2 separate regions of the Mus musculus genome follow, and region 2 is linked to region 1. The links are chromatin loops, found by intact Hi-C in ENCODE. Cell type or tissue: left cerebral cortex. All regions are shown on one strand. Each heading gives the region's core, and the rest is flanking DNA. Links, peaks and the distances in the headings are about the cores only. Region 1 overlaps Gm33115 (a long non-coding RNA gene). Region 2 has its middle 20 kb from the start of Mcur1.

Region 1 (2,918 bases), core at 257-2,756:
TTTTTCTTCTCCATAATAAGCACTGCCTCGATCTGATTGGATGATTCAGATGAGCAATGTATATCAGTGTGTAATATGGCAAAGGAGGAATACTGTTTTTATTTTGTAAATGTGCTAATATTATCATGATAATAATGATGCTATATGTGTGTATACTCTGTGTGTATGTGTGTGTGTGTGTGTGTGTGTGTGTGTGTGTGTGTAGGGATAATGTTTACATGCACTGTGAAGATGTATCTCTGTCCTTCCTTGATTGCCTAAGGCACTTTCTGATTGGTTAAAATAAAAATCCGATGGCTAATAAGCTGAGGCAGGATTAGAAGGTGGGCATCCACAGAGATAGAGAGGAACTCTAAGACATAGTGAGGTGTGGGAGATTTGCCACCAGACCTAGGGGAAGTCAGTCGTATGAAACTGAGGAGAGGTAACCAGCCATGTGGCAGGCATAGAATAGTATTAACGAGTTAAGTGAATTATGAGCTAGTCATAGAAACAAGCCTAGCTTAAGGCCTAGGCATTTATTAATAAATAATAAGCCACTAGGTTGTTATTCCGGAACTGGGCTGAGGGTGGAAAAAGCCTGAGGTTAAGTGTGTGTGTGTGTGTGTGTGTGTGTGTGTGTGTGTGTGTGTGTGTGTGTGTGCCAGGGTATCTATGCAGAAGTCAGAGGACAACTTTCATTTCAGGACTCAGTTCTCTCACTCTCCAAACGGCTCCAGGGGTCAAACCCCAATATTCAGGCTCGTAGGACAAATGACTTTACCTGCTGATCCCTCTCAGTTGTCCCTGTAAAGTGGGACTGCTTTCAATGGCTGCCCCTTGGAGTCAGTACATAGGAAGCACAGACGCTGTCCTGTACCTTGACGTCACCTTCCCTGACAGTTTGCTGGTCTCTGATATCAGCCAATAATGCCAATTGGCAGATAAAGATTACTAAATCATTTCCTAAACCTGTCCGGCTTCCCAAGATCTTACTCACGAGGCTGCTGAGTTGATCCAGTCCTGGGGACACCAGTTGGGTGAGACTCTGTGGGACTGTCATTTTGGGGTCATAACATGTAGTATCCCTGCTATTATATGTGGAACACCATAGAGCACAAACAACCAACAACTTGTTGGTTAAATAGACCAATAAGTAGGTAAGTAGGTTGAGTGGGTGAAGGCACTGGCCAGTAAGGCTAAGGGCCTGAAGCTGACCAGTGGAACCCACATGCTAAAAGGAGAGAACCAACACACATATGACTTCCACATTTGTGAGGTGGCATGTGCATGTCAACACACACACACACACACACACACACACACACACTCAGACTATATGTAACTAAAACTTTTAAATTTTTAACAGGTAGGCTCACTGGTGCACACCCCTACTTCCAGCCATTCAGGAGGCTGAGGCTGAGGCTGAGGAAGTGCTTGGGTCCAGGAGGTCTGGACTATAGGATGCTATGCTGTGAGACATCTCATCTTGCCTAGGGAAGGAGCAAACCAGCAGGTAAGATAAACCTGTTAAACGAACCCAGCTATGACCTCTGAATTCTTCTCCACATAATTCTACTGAAAGCTCCCACAAGTTGATTGGATTTGGCAGCACAAGGAACCCTTTTGCTGTGACTGCTTTAAGGAAATACAGTACAGCATCTGCCAACACAGAACACATTTGCTCATCTCTGCACAAGTGTGTGTGTGTTGAGAACACGCATAATGTGTATGCAAATACAGTTTGCTTAGAACACGAGATTTTCTGCCGCCCTCCCTCCCACCTCATCCCTAAATATACAGTTTCGTGAAAACCACACCTGTGACTGCTTATGGGGATGGGAAAGGGTCCAGGTTACCCTCTCCAATTTCCAACCCTCGCCTATGAATTTCTAAGCCATGCTTCCTGTGATAAACCACAGGGCCTGGCAGAAAGGTGCAAAATATTTATATCTGGGTCTAACAAAGTTTTCATTGGCTTCCTCGCACAGAGTTCATTACAGCCACGTTTGTGGACTCTGCTCTCTCATCTCTCCCTCCCAGTTTGGCTTCCTACCTCTGTCTTCGCGGCTTCCAGCTCTTTAGGATGTGTGAAGACTCAGACACCATCAGCACTGAAGTAGACATCGGTAGATCCCGTGAGTGGTTAACATTTTCAACATGTCTGTGAAAACCAACTGGAAAAATGAGCACAAGAGGAGCAGACGGAATTTTTACGTGGTGTCTTTGTCTCCTAGCGTGCCTAGCTCAGCTTCAGGACAAGGCGAGAGATGCGATGTTTCCCTTGCCATTGGAAAAGACAATTCCAAATTAGTCTCCTTGTCAAGCCCTTTACTCACTGACCTCTCCTCACAACAACAACAACAACAACAACAAAGGCATTCAATCAGAGAGCTGGGCTTCCAACCAAGCCTGTGAAGAATCTTCCCCTTGCTTCCCCCTTTGCGTCTCTCAGAAACCTTTGGGCCACCACAGGAAGGACATAAAATGACTTCATCTCACCATTTCCAAATGCCTCTCCTGAGTTATGGCTTTGTCAGTACAATCATTTGTCCCCAAACCTGTGGCTTCTTTGGCTGAGAATAAAATCAGAAAATGTGGGGGGGGTTGAGAATGCAGTTGAGCAGTAGACCCATTGCTTAGCATGCATGGATCTTCCTGGGTTCCATACTTAGGACTTGGGGGGGGGTGTGGAATCAGAAGCTAAAGCCCTTCTTTTGGCCAACACATCAGTTACTTTTGTGTCACTGAGACCATAATATCTGACAGAAACAACTTACCAGAGACAAGATTTATGTTGGTTCATGGTTTCAGAGAGAGCCTCATCCCTTGTGGTAGGAAAGGCGTGATGGAGTTCAAGAGCATCGGAGCATGTGATAAAACTCTTCTCGTAGTGTCTGTCCTGGAAGCATAAAGAACAAGGTGGGAACCAAGGGCAG
Region 2 (2,918 bases), core at 134-2,633, 260 kb before region 1:
TGTATGCATGCTTTGCCTTCACGTATGTCCAGGAATCTTGGGCATCTGTGTAGTGGCTTCAGAGGTCAGAGGAGGGAGCCGGAGCTCCTGCGACTGGAGTTACACGTGGTTGTGAGTTGCCATGTGGATGCTGGGCTCGAACCCTGGTTCTCTGGAAGAGCAGCCAGCGCTCTTGACCACTGAGCCATCTCTCCAGCCCTCAGGCCGTGAACTTTGATCCTCTTTCTGATCTTTTTTTTCCAAGCACTGTGATTGCAAACCTGTATGACCACTCCTGGTTTTAGGTGCTGGGCGCTGAGGAACCAACCCAGGGCTCTATCACGTTAGGCAAACACTTTTCCAACTCCTTTCCCCCTCCTCCGCCCCACTTTCAATTCCCACTTTCATTTTTTGAGACAAGGTCTCTCAGCTGGCCTTGGGTCTTGCCCATTAATTAGACTATGGCCACAGAGTCCCAGGGTCCATCTGGTTCTACTTCCCACTGCCGGTATTATAAATGTATACGACCAATCTGGCTTTTAATGTGGGTTCCTGCTATCAAACGTGAGTCCACATGCTTCTATACCAAGGGCTTTATTGAGAAAGCTATCGCCACAGAATAATGACCTTGAATCGCAGCTCCGCCAGCCTCAATCCCCACCCTGGGTTATAAACCACCCTGGGTGAGGCTTCTGCAGTACTGGGGCTTGAACCTAAGGCTTCCTGAACGCAAGCTAAGAACTCTTCTTAACCGAGATCCCAGCATTTCATTCCTGTGCACAGGGGAGTGTTTGCCTGTCTCTTCCATCCTATAAAAGGACTCAATGGTCACACCCACACAGAAATTGTAACCCAGGCTGTGGAGAACCCGGATCGGGAAGACTGCCTGGGTACCGACCGCTAAGTGTGATGGGCAGGGATATAAAGGGATTTCTGAAAGGCACGCGGTGAATAGAGGGCAAGGAAGACCGGCTCTCTGTGTTCCCACGAATTAGGGTCTCCGCCAGATATTTGGGACGCCAGGCAAGGTCTAAGCCAGGCAAGGTCTAAGCCAGGGTGCAGAGAACTCCCTGAGAATTTCAGGATTGCAGGCCAAGCCAATCTTGGGTCACAATGTAGAGCAGGAAGCGGCCACTAGAGGTCGCAGAACTACGGTCTGAAGGGACTAGAACCAGTGAGCAAGTGAAGCGCCCAAGGGTGCCGATGAACACTGTTGCTCGCTGCCAGAGGTCTGCCGGTCAGTGACTGAAGCCGACGAGACTCCCTCAGGACACGCTTTCTTGTCCAAGTGAAACCACAATGCACTACTCAAGCGTAGTGAAATGACCCGAAGAGACTTCATGTAATTACTAGCTTTTCAAATTTCTTCTGCTCCACGCTGCCAAAAAGGGAGTGTGGGTGTGGTTCCACAAGACACCTGGATTCCAAGCAGGACTAAGCTGGGGACTGGTATAGGGTGTTATTAACATCTCCGGAAGAAGGCATCGCTAGATATACAGAGGGTCAGTTCATAATGTCAAAAGATTGAGGTTACAGGAAAGAAATAATGTACATATACAAAAACAGAGATTTGATGTGCTTCCGAGAGAGCTGACAGGAACGTTAAGAAAAGTAGACAATTCTACCACCTTCTTAGGGAAACACTTTGAATACACGTTTCTTAATCATTGGCAAAGTATTAAAAATCAACAGGACATGGAAGATTTCAACAGTTCCACACACACTAGCAATGTATCAATTCAATGCATTAGAAAATCCTGGACCCAGGGCTGGAGAAATGGCTCAATGGTCAAAATTGCTTGGTGCTCTTTCAGAGGACTACATTCCAGCCCTGGCATCTGTGCCAGCAATTCACTTCAGGGTTTGATTATAGAGCTTTAAAATCCATCTCAATAAATTTCAAAGACCACAGTCTAACTATAATGTAATGAATTATAAGGGCCAATGATAGAAAGGCAGAACTTTTCTATTTATATAGTAGAGAGCGCATTTCTAAATACCATGTAGCTTTAAGTCAGAAACCACGCAGGGCATGGTGGCACACGCCTTTGATCCCAAAACCCAGGAGGCAGAGGCTGCTGGATCTCTGTCAGTTCAAGGCCAGCCAGGGCTACATAGCAAGTTCAGGACAGCTATGGCTACATAGAAAGATACCGCTTCCAAGGTGTGTGTGTGTGTGTGTATAGAACTATTGAAATTAAAAAACATTATATATAGAATAATATGGCTTATCAAGGTTTAAAGACGCAGCCAAAGAATATTTATGAGAACTTTTAAAAAGGAAAGTTACAATTTGAATTAGGAGATAAAGAGCTGTGTGGTGGTTTGAATGAGAATGCCCCCCACCCCCATAGGCCCATATATTTGGGTGTCTAGTCCCTAATAGGTGGGTTATTTAGGGAATGACTTGGAGGTGTGACCTTGTGTGTCACTAGGGATGGGGTTTGACATTTCAAAAGTTCATGCCAGGCCCAGTCTCTTTCCCTCTTCCTCTCTTTCTCTGTCTGTCTCTGTCTGTCTCTATCTCTCTGTCTCCCTGTCTCTCTGTCTCTGCCTCTTTCTCTACTTGCAACTTGTGGATCAAGATGTAAAGCTTTCCACTACTGGTCCATGCCATGCCTGTCTGCTTCCCGCCATGATGATAATGGTTTAATCCTCTGAAACTATAAGCCAGTCAAATTCATTCTTTTACAAGAGCTGCCTTGGTCATGGTGTCTCTTCATGGCAGTGGAACAGTAACTAAGACAAGCAGAAAAATAAAAAGAAACAAAACAGAGAAGAAACAATGGAGAGCGTGAGCAAAAATGTGGAACATGAATTTCTAGCAGTGTTTTATAAAAGGAAATCTTCAACAGACATCACGGTGAAGTCACAAAGCATCAAAGACAAAAAAAAAAAAAATCGTAAAACTTGCAGCCCAACAAAGAACAGGATTGTGC

The links. Peaks named below come from ENCODE experiments on the same cell type or tissue, not always from the same donor. Only the 100,000 strongest peaks of a DNase experiment are listed, where the experiment ranks them.
Region 2: it touches region 1 in a loop (4-fold over the local background); 2 of 42 quality-filtered maps call a loop at or near these places.

Annotation. Positions count from the first base shown.
Region 1 is chr13:43,843,619-43,846,536 of GRCm38, forward strand. Gm33115 (a long non-coding RNA gene) reads left to right here. Exons shown (of 4, transcript XR_382268.4): 2 at 1,349-1,495; 3 at 1,971-2,117; 4 at 2,217-2,533. Among named protein-coding and RNA genes, the nearest start is that of Gm33115, 2.6 kb to the left of the region's middle. In left cerebral cortex, for the core only: no CTCF peak of the experiment used is centred there; a DNase peak (open chromatin) is centred at 1,707.
Region 2 is chr13:43,578,821-43,581,738 of GRCm38, forward strand. No RefSeq gene overlaps it. Among named protein-coding and RNA genes, the nearest start is that of Mcur1, 20 kb to the left of the region's middle. In left cerebral cortex, for the core only: CTCF peaks have their summits at 1,093 (motif pointing right) and 1,293; a DNase peak (open chromatin) is centred at 1,071.